2 separate regions of the Homo sapiens genome follow, and region 1 is linked to region 2. A link is an interaction called in ENCODE POLR2A ChIA-PET data of the cell type or tissue named here. Cell type or tissue: GM12878. All regions are shown on one strand. Each heading gives the region's core, and the rest is flanking DNA. Links, peaks and the distances in the headings are about the cores only.

Region 1 (5,382 bases), core at 299-5,298, 190 kb after region 2:
GGAGCTGACCCTAGAATAATCTCAGAGGTAGACATGTGACACAGTCCTTGTCAATTGATGGACTCCACTTTTCTGGTTTCAGTGATTGGTTCAACTGTAGTCTCATGATCAAAACTGGGCCAACCAGAGTCCCCTAGATTGTAGCCAGAACTACTGGGGAAAATGGTTTCTCTTCCTCTGGGATTATAAATTGAGAGGAGGAGCAATGTAAATCTGTAGCTGCTGGCTGCCATGTTGCCATCAGGCAATATCAATAAAAGCAGGGTGAGAATGATGGAGAGAGAGATGCACATGCACAGAGAGATGGCTCATATTATTTAATGATGAAATATTCAGTTGTGGCTACAGCTACGTACCTTCAGACTTTTCAATTATGTGATTGAATTATTTTATTATTTTTATTTTATTTTTTGAGACAGGGTCTCACTCTGTAGCCCAGACTGGAGTGCAGTGGTGTGATCTCAGCTCACTGCAACCTCTGCCTCCCAAGCTCAAGCTATTGTCCTGCCTCAGCCTCCCGAGTAGCTGGGATTACAGGCATGCACCACCACGCCTGGCTAATTTTTGTATTTTTAGTAGAGATAGGGTTTCACCATGTTGGCCAGGCTGGTCTTGAACTCCTGACCTCAAATGATCCACCCGCCTCAGCCTCCCAAATTGCTGGGATTACAGGCGTGAGCCACCGAGCCCAGCCTGAATTATTTTATTTGTGCTGATGCTAGTTTGGTTTGAGTATGTATCAACTCAGAGAGTCTTGACTCTGTATCCCGGGGAGTCTTGACTAATCCAGTCCTTAGGAATTGAAGCTAGAGCTGGGGCCATGGCAAGCCAGAGCCTTGCACAAGCCCAAGTTTTGGGAGAGCCAAAGCAAGAGTCTTGCAGAGAAAGTCAGCTGAAGAGAAGATGGGGAAGAAAAGCAGAGTAAAGAAAAGACAAGAAATATCATGGTTTCAGAGTGTGGGTAAGAGAGAGAGGGAGAAAGAGGGAGAAACAATGCTCTTTCTTTTTTTGTTGTTATTTTTGTTGTTGTTTATTTATTTACTTTCTTTTTTTTTTTCTTTTTCTTTTCTTTTTTTGAGATGGAATCCTGCTCTGTTGCCCAGGCTGGCATGATCTCGGCTCATTGCAACCTCTGCCTCCCAAGTTCAAGCGATTCGCCTGCGTCAGCCTCCCGAGTCGCCTGGAGTACAGCTGTGGGCCACCACGCCTGGCTAATTTTTGTATTTTTAGTAGAGACGGGCTTTCGCCAGGTTGGCCAGGCTTGTCTCGAAATCCTGACCTCAAGTGATCTGCCCACCTTGGCCTCCCAAAGTACTGGGATTAAAGGCATAAGCCACCATGCCCGGCCTATTTACTTATGTTTTATCAATAAGTAATAGATGTATATATTTTCAGGGTACATAACACCTCTACTTTTAAACTGGTTCCTATGAGATTCCCACCTCTTTCCTTATAATTCCCACTTTTATTTGAGTTCTTTTTAGTGCATGTCTTCAACCAAGACGAGTAGGAAATCAAAGCTTCAGAGATGACCACAATGCTGTAAAGCCCAGAGGAAAACCCAAAGAATGCTATGAAAACTAAGTGTGGAAGAAATCCCACAGCACCTGCAGCAGGTTTTACTCCACCTCATTGATGGACTATTTAAATTACTTAATTTTAGCTGGGCATGGTGGCAGGTCTCTGTAGTCCCAGCTACATGGGAGGCTGAGGCAGGAGGATGGCTTGAACCCAGAAGTTAGAGGCTGCAGTGAGCCATGATTGCCCCACTGCACTCTAGCCTGAGCAACAGAGCAAGACCCTGTCTCTAAAAAATAAAAATAAGAAAACTACTTGATTTTCAGGAAGATACTTCCAGTTCAAGAATTTCAGGGAGAAGCAAACAAGTTCTGGTGAGGAGATGCTGCATGCCTGGGCCTCTGTATAGCACTCTCAATTACAGCTGACCTGCAGAGAGCTTTGATAGTCTGAGGTTACAAGTAAAATTAATGACCATGGTGAGAAAGTTACTCAGCACTAAAGGCTCTCAGTCCTCACAACCTCTTATAGATGATGTGCCTTTAGATGATTCTTATGCTGTGCAATCATTCTTCATTTCATGTAGCCACCCATCTACCCACTGATTCTACAAAAATTTATTTAGCACCTACTGAGTAACAGGCATTAGAGAGGCCAAGACAGATGAGACACTCCCTGTCCTCAAAGGGCAGTAAGCACTTCTCATTCACAGAACGTTTACAGCTTGTAATTGTATGCATTTGTGGGATTTGTTTTTGTTTAATCTCTCTCTCCCATTATATCAATTTCATAAGGACAGGATTCATGGGTTTGTTGTTGTTGTTGTTGACTCTTGTATCCTAGAACCTGGTAGGGTTCCTGGCACACAATAGGCACTTAATACGTATTTGGTGAACAAATTATTAATGAAGGGCTTTGAGTCTGTTCAAGGTGTTATTGTTTTTCTTCTTTTTTCTTTCTGTTTTTACTCATGTTACAGCCTACCCCCAAAAAAGATATCTTCATAGGACCATCAGACAATAATACATTTGGAAATGTATGTGGCTTATGTCTTCCAGAATGGTCCACAGTATGTGGCAACTGCAGGCTCTGTAACAGATGCCTGAGCTACTAGAACTCGGTAACCAAGGATCCTCCCTGTGGTGTAGATCCTCGGTGTCTAGGGACCCTCCTTTCCTGGTAGCTCTTAGATTAAAGCTGCTCAGGAGAGAGAGTACAGAAAATGCAGCTGATTCATTGGCCTCGAGGAAACAGAGCATGGAAAGCAGACGAGGATGTGAGAAATGACCATCTCAACACCAGCAGGAGGAGGTAGACAAACAGGACAAGGGACTGCATGCATAGCTGTGTGGGATTGCCTTGCACAAGGGCACCCAGCCAAGGGGGCAAGTAGGGGCTGAAATCTAGCCAGGCTCTGCTTCTAAGCCATGAACCCTGGCAAGAGATTCTGTCAAAGGTGGCCTAAGGACCAGAGGTGGCCCAGTGAGAAGTCCCCAGGTTCTTAAGAAGACTGACAAAGTAATGAGGGAGAGTGTGGAGAGCACCTGCACTTCGCATTCAATCAGAAAGCTGTGGGTTGGGGTTTTGCCCAGTGTGATGGCCTCACTCTGTGAACTGTGATTACCGCTTCACACCCCTACACCTCTAAGCCCTGCTCCCACACATTCAGTTCTCAGAGTGACAAAGGGTGACTCCTAGCAAAAGCAGGAAAGATTTGTAAGAGGACATCTAAGATCAAAGCTGTCAGCAAGAGGCAAAGAGCCACTCTGCTACCCTGAAGATGGAGGATGAAGCAGCAGGTAACTGGGCTGTTAGGCTGCCTGCCCAGCTCTCTGTATGGGCTGACAGCGTATAGCTTCCTTTGCCCAAATGTGGATAGCCTGTATTGACACTGGAGAGAACTCATGCACACAGCCTAACAGAAAAACAATTTAGTACCAGATAGCTTTAAAAAAAAAAATCATCCACATCCTTCCCTATTCTGCTCTTCATGGTACATGGAGACTCCAGGGCTATTTCTAGCTCAAGATGCAGGGGTGCTGATGAGCAGTGGGATTTCTGCAGCTGATCGCTGATAGGATAGAGCTGTTGCCACCCCAGAGAGGTGCTAGGGACAGGCAGCTTAACTGCACATGGCCAGCACATGGCAGGTGGGCGGGAGGACGTCTGGCTGGTTCAGGGGGAGGTGCGGGGGATGGAACAGCTCTGAAACAGCATTTTGGAAGCAGTAAGCTGAAGATAGTGTGGCTCTGTGTGTCTCCAACACCACCTTTCTTCCACAGCTCTAGGCTTAAAGGGGAACAAAGAAAGAAAAAGGGAACATCTTAGGGATATCAGTGCACCTCCTGCACTTGCCTCTCTTGCTTCAAATCTGGAATGCCATTTCAGCAGCCAAGATGCAGATGCAGTTCTTTTTTTTTTTTTTAATTGAGAATGTGACTAACAGAATGAATAGTCTTAAGGAGAGTGGTCAAATTGTAACGAAACCCATCAAAACATCATAGGGAGGAAGGGGAGGGGAAAGATTGGCTTCAACAGTAAAATTGTATAGGCTTTAAGATCAGGTGAATTTGAGTTCTATTCCCACCTCTTTCATTATCAGCAATGTGACCTTGGGCGGCTGCTTAATCTCTCTGTGCCTATTTCCTTCATTTGTAAAGCGGGGATAATCCTAGGGGTGGCATGAGTGAAATGCATTTTTATTTTGGGGGGTGGGGGGCTGCCCCTGCATGGTCATGCCTCTGTCCGTGGTTCTGAATGCTCGCTTCTTTTGAGCTGGTCAGTCATTTCAAAACCCAGGATACTGCTGATTCTTGTTCAACCTCTCCTATGAGAGTATTTGTTGTTTTTCTTTGTTTTTATATTTTATCTTAATGGAGCGCTTCAGTTTTTACACACTCGAAGAATAAGTAGCAACGTGACTTATGTTACATTACTTACATAACAAAATCTGCTCACTGCCTTGTTTCCAACAGTTTAAAACATTTTTGCCTTCTAGGATGTGGGGTGTCAGACACTGCTCCCCCGCAAAGCTAAGTCTAAAGCAATAGTAATACATACTTCAGTGGTTTTTGTAAGAATTAAGCATGTAAATACTTCAGCTCCATGGCTGGCATATAAATACTAAGACAAAAAGTGGCTATTGTGGCAGGTGTGTGTTTGCAAACACCAAATTTGGACACAAAAGTTGCTCAAAATTACTTTCTAAATCAAATTACATCTCACCCTGAGCCTCTGCTTTCTACAGATTACTAGTTATTGGGGCAGGAATATTCCCATCAAGTTATGAGAAGGTCTTAGGGATGTTATACAGAACAAAATTTTCCAGACAAGGCTCCCTAGTCTTCAGTCCACACTGGTTACCCAGTGATGTGCTCATTGTCCCAGCACTCAGAGAAAAGCTGCTCTGATGCTTCTATTTCTTGCTTAGGTTCATTGTTTGCAGTGGTTGATAGCCCCAGGTCCTGGCATCAAGCTCCCACATCTCTCCTGGCCCCCAGCCCTCTGGTTTACCACCTAGCTATTCACCTCTGAGACTGAGACATCTGCAAAGAAACAGCTACCCTACTACTTGAGAACCCATGAGTCTCCTGGAGCCCAAGCCACCATTCTCTTCCTGGGTTCAAGGACTGTTTCCTTTTCCTTGGAAGAGAGAGGGAGGAGGCGAAGACAGCATCAGCCTGTACTCCTCCAAACGTAGAGTAATCTCCCCTCAATTGGGTCATTTCCCTTATTAATTCACCCTTTTACTTATTTACTTTATTATTATTGAACAGTATATGTCGTCTTATCACAGGAATTTAGGACCCCCTTTGTTATGTTTTTATTTTGAGAGTCATGAATGCCCTTGGAATCCCATTCAGT
Region 2 (5,382 bases), core at 251-5,250:
CACACACACACACATATATATTTATCTATATTTTATTAAAGAGACGAAGTCTCACTATGTTGCCCAGGCTGGCCTCAAGCTATCCTCCCACCTCAGCCCCCTGAGTAACTGAGACTACAGGCCTAGTAGCATCTTGATTTTAAAAAAAAGCTAAGCTCATTCATTTTCACTGCTTGTCAGTGAAACAAAATGTGAAAAATCATCCTAAAGCTTTGTGTTCGGTTTTTCTTGGATCTAAACATTAATCTTCCTTAAAGATCTTATTTATTTTTGGTAAAAGTGAGGAAAACATAATAAATGCCCACATTCTAATATTAACTAGAGAAAAGAAATTCAGTATCTCATCTCATTAAAAGGGTTGGGCAGAGGGAGTGGCTTCAAAGAAATATTTCACTATTGACTGAAATTAAATATATTTCCAGGTCTTTTCACTTTTATTTGCCTTGTAAAATAAAGAAAAATGGAAGTCAATGTGACAATAATTATAAAAGCAACATTATCAGGCAATTTATGTTGTACTTAAGTTTGTTTTTAAAAAGCCTAAGCTTCAGAGAGCTCAATATTAAGGGAGAAGATCAAGGATTCTATTTACATCTTTGGAACTGACTGTCCTAAAATCTATCAGTTTATAAAATATCAGCACTGGATTGGTACAAAAAGTAAGAGAAAAATACTTTTATTGCATGAGTAGCATTGACCAAATACATGCTGAGAAAAAGGTTTGATTTCACATAGATAATACAAATAGTTAGCAAGTGCCTGGATTGTTTATTGTCTAGAGAGGAAGGTGGGAGGTAGTGGTAGAAAAAGTCATAAATGTATGCAGAGTATTTACTGTTTTCTTTTTTGGATAATAGCTACTATTCACTAAGTGTTTTTACTAAGTGCCTGGCACAGTGCTGAGTACTCTACATGTACTAGATCATTTAAGCCTCTTAACAGTCATAGGGGAGAGTCTATTATCTGCACTTTACAGAGGAGGAAACTGAGGCATATAATGGTTATGTAATATTTACCAGTAATTCTTATTCTGGAGCCCATCTCAACCATGCTAGATTGACTTCTATTTATAAGGGTTAGCAATCAATCTATATTTTAATAAAATACAATATAAAAATCTGATAATCCTCTGACCTCAGCAAAAGTCACCAACAATAGATTTTTAACTTTTTCGTTTCTTAAGAAAAAAAATTTAAGATGTTGTAATACCTGAAACATATCGGTGTTGCTGTCATGAGTATATTCAACCACCACAGTCTGGGCCCGAGATAAAGTATATGATATGCTATGCTGGTCTTTGTTGCTTATTGCCTAAGAATGAAAAAGTTAATAGCAAAAATTAGTAGGCAGGTCAATCCAATCAGATAATCTTTTCATTAAAAAAAGGGAAAACTATTTATCAAATACATGACATATTTATACATTTTCCCCCTGAAATTTAGAGAGGTTAATAACTCCTGTCAGCTGTGACAGTAGTTTCTCGGGTTGAATGGGGTACTGAAGAATATTTAGAAGCAGTTACAGAATAAAAACATAACTTTCTTTCTTTTTTTTTAAAGACAGAGTCTTGCTCTGTTGCCTAGGCTGGAGTGCAGTGGTGCAATCTCGGTTCACTGCAACCGCCGCCTCCCAGGTTCAAGTGGTTCTCCTACCTCAGCCTCCCAAGCAGCTGGGACTACAGGTGCACGCTGCCACGCCTGGCTAATTTTTTTTGTATTTTTAGTAGAGACGGCATTTCACCATGTTGCCCAGGCTGGTCTTGAACTCCTGAGCTAAGGCAATCCGCCTGCCTCAGCCTCCCAAAGTGCTAGGATTATAGGCGTGAGCCACTGCGCCCGGCCCATAATTTTCTTTTATCAAACCACTAGACTCCCTTATTAAGTATTTTAAATTATAATCAAAACCAAATCCCACATAAAAACAGAAAACAATAGTACTGCTCTGATAAGAAAATCTTGCAAAATAAGAGGAATCTTATTTTTGAAGTCATTCAGAGAGCTATAAAGTTCACTCATAAGCCAAGTTAACTGGTTTTCTAACCATTTTGTGACTCTACAGATGACAAATGTTGGCCATATGCTGGGTGAGATACAGAAAAATGCATTTGGGATTTGGTCCCAGGAGATAAAAGAAAAAAATTTAAAAAAAAAAAACAAAAGAAACATTCATAGAATGATTAAACATTACCAAAGGAAAGGGATGTAATGCTTATGACTGTACTTCTGATTTATCTCAAACTAAAAACATTGCTAAAAAGAACTTTTCAGTTTTGTTTTCAAGTGTTTTCTATGTATATGAGTTGAAGATAATATCAAAGGAGGGGAAAAATCTAGTCATCACACAAAGGAAGTAGAAATGGGCTGCATAAAACAGACACAAAGAAGAGAATAATTATATACAGCAAAGAAGCTAAATGAAAAAATCCTTCTTAATTAGAAGTTTGGCATCATAAGCTTTTACTTGGTTTCAATTTGCAACTAATCTGTAATAGATAAAGCCTTAAAACAACAGCTTTAAGACTGTCAAATTTCCAAATATACAAAGAGAATACAGAAATACCCTATTTCCAAATATAGAAGAGATTATACTAACGACTCAGCTTTATCAAAGCTTAATACTGCCACTTTTGCTTCTGATTTTTTTTTTTTTTTTTTTTGGAGACAGAGTCTCGCTCTGTCGCCTAGGTTGCAGTGCAGTGGTGCTATCTCGGCTCACTGTAACCTCCGCCTCCCAGGTTCAAGTGATTCTCCTGCTTCAGCCTCCTGAGTAGCTGGGATTACAGGTGCATGCCACCACGCCCGGCTAATTTTTTATTTTTAGTAGAGACGGGGTTTTGCCATGTTGGCCAGGCTGGTCTCGAACTCCTGACCTCGTGATCCACCCACCTCGGCCTCCCAAAGTGCTGGGATTACAGGCGTGAGCCATTGTGCCTGGCCTGCGTCTGATTTTTTTAAGGAATTAAACTACAGATACAATTGAGGCTGCCTACATGTCTCTCCCAGTTCCCTTTTCTCTACAGAGGTATCCAACCTCAAGAATGCAGTGTAGATCATTTACATGCATGTTTTACATATTTCTTTCTACACATTTAGGTATTCATATATACTATATAATTGTTTTACAAGTTTTAAACATATATATACATATATATATACACACGCACACACACATATACATATATATATGTTTAAGAGACCAGGTTTCGCTATGTGGCAGAGGCTGAAGTGCAGTGGCTATTTACAGGCAGGAAAATGGCACACTACAGCTTTAAACTCCTGTGCTCAAGTGATCTTCCTGCCTCTGCCTCCCAAGGAGCTGGGACTAACAGGCATGTGCCACTGTGCCCCGTTAAACAGCTCACTTTTCAATGAAACAATTACTCAGTATTTTGAAAATTAATTCTTAGTGGCTAAAGAGATTTTAAAACATTGGTTTTTATGTGCTTTGAAATTGTAATCTTTGTTTGTTAGTTATTAAACCTACTCTAAGACTGAGAATAAAAACTATGTCAAGTTACGTTTGAGTCTCACTGGCCTAGAACGCAGGGTTTTAACTACTCATCCCAGATGACTGCCAGACTAAATGCTTAATTTTCATCATGACCTCACAAATACATTCCTCCAAAATTTAAAGAGGAGGAGTCAATCTTTTTTTTTTTTTTTTTTTTAAACTGAGACAGGGTCTCACTCTGTCACTCAGGCTGCAGTACAGTGGCATGATCTCAGCTCACTGCAGCCTCTGCCTCCCGGGCTCAAGTGATCCTCCCACTTCAGCCTGCCAAGTAGCTGGGACTTCGGGGCATGCCACCACGCTTGGCTAATTTTTTGTATTTTTGGTGGAGATGGAGTTTCACCATGTTGCCCAGGCTGGTCTCGAACTCCCGAGCTCAAGTGATCCGCCCACCTTGGCCTCTCAAGTGCTGGGATTATAGGTGTGAGCTACCGCACCCAGCCAAGAGTCAATCTGTGATCCCTAAGATTCTTATTGCCTAGTAAAGATGAAAGATGAAAAAGAGATAACAATGAAAACATGAGGGCATGGCAGAGTAAAATAGGAAGAAAAGTACAGAATATGGTATTACAGAGGCAGGGATTAGAAATATTTTCCCTGATAGTGGTTTTCAACCAGAGGTAGTATTAGCAGTCTAAGGGGCATCTGAAAATATGCTGTGCATTTTTTGGCTGTTACGAGGATTTGCAGGCTCAAATGGCATTTTGTGGGTGAAGGACCTATAAATGTCCTGTAGTATGTGGGAAAGTACTGAACAATGAAAAAGTGGCATACCCAAAATGTCAAGAGCACTCCGGGGGGAGCTACTGTAAGAAGCTCCTCAGATTCAATCAATCTGAGGTTTACTTCCACCACCTGCTTAGTATATTCCTTCTCGCCAAAGGAGCAAAAAGAAACTGTCCCTTTTCTGCACCAACTGGCTCCCAAATAGTAACAGAGGAGTCCTAGTCAAGGCCTAAGGATTCTTTCACAAATCAAACTGGATATAAAACAAAGCTGAAAAGCCAATTACCTTCAGACACTGAAGCTGCAACCTAAAACCACATCATATGCCAATTTTTCTGTCTCTTGTTTATTTAATTTACAAAGATATGCTTCAGATGGTATAATATTAATGTACATCCTAGGGCTACTTAGCTAAAGATACAGGTACTTCCAGGAGTCAAAGAACTCTTTCTAATTTTTCTTATTTGCTCATTACAATATTAAATTCTTTGTAACACAAAGTCAGTGTTATAAAATTGGAGGCAGATGAATTCACAGAAAATATAAAGATGTGAAATTCCCCCTCCTTGTCTGTCACTCTAGGAAAAGCCCAAGTATCCTGAAATGGTGGTCCAGCTTCTGGAAATTTTGTTAGAAGAATACAAGGGGGCTAGAAGCATGAAATAGGCTAGGGGGTTGAGAAGTTATATTGTAGATGCAGTTGGATATTGCCTTCATAGCTTTGATTCAACTTAATAATTATTGAGGTCTACTTTGTGCAAGGTACTATGCTCAAATATATGAAGTTATAAACCAAAAATGAATACAACCAATACAAAGAATCTTAAGTAAAGACCCTTAGTTTAAAAATTACCTCATCCAAATGTGCTTCTAATACCTGAATACACATATTATACATCACATTCTTCATCCAGTCCAGGGAGACCCCTCTAGTAACAGAGTGGGAACTTCCCACTTCTCAGGGCAGACAGCTGCATAATTCTAAGTACTAGATAAAGCCCTGTCCCCCATCCCACCTCTTTTAATAAGGAAACAGAGTGTTTCCTTCTAATTTCCACCCACTGATCCTGGTTTGTCATTTTTTTTTTAAAAGTCCAATTCCCCTTCCATATGGCAGCTCTTCAAATACCATGTCTCCAAAGTCTC

The links. ChIA-PET counts read pairs that join two places held together with the same protein. Peaks named below come from ENCODE experiments on the same cell type or tissue, not always from the same donor. Only the 100,000 strongest peaks of a DNase experiment are listed, where the experiment ranks them.
Region 1: POLR2A ChIA-PET joins it to region 2 with 7 read pairs; 2 of 35 experiments call an interaction of 5 or more read pairs at or near these places.

The regions. Positions count from the first base shown.
Region 1 is chr2:64,292,652-64,298,033 of GRCh38, forward strand. No RefSeq gene overlaps it. Among named protein-coding and RNA genes, the nearest start is that of MIR4433A, 45 kb to the right of the region's middle. In GM12878, for the core only: no CTCF peak of the experiment used is centred there; no DNase peak of the experiment used is centred there.
Region 2 is chr2:64,099,189-64,104,570 of GRCh38, forward strand. It overlaps PELI1 (pellino E3 ubiquitin protein ligase 1), which reads right to left. Exons shown (of 7, transcript NM_020651.4): 4 at 1,210-1,311. Among named protein-coding and RNA genes, the nearest start is that of PELI1, 43 kb to the right of the region's middle. In GM12878, for the core only: no CTCF peak of the experiment used is centred there; a DNase peak (open chromatin) is centred at 2,214; H3K4me3 peaks cover 1,053 bases; H3K27ac peaks cover 3,332 bases.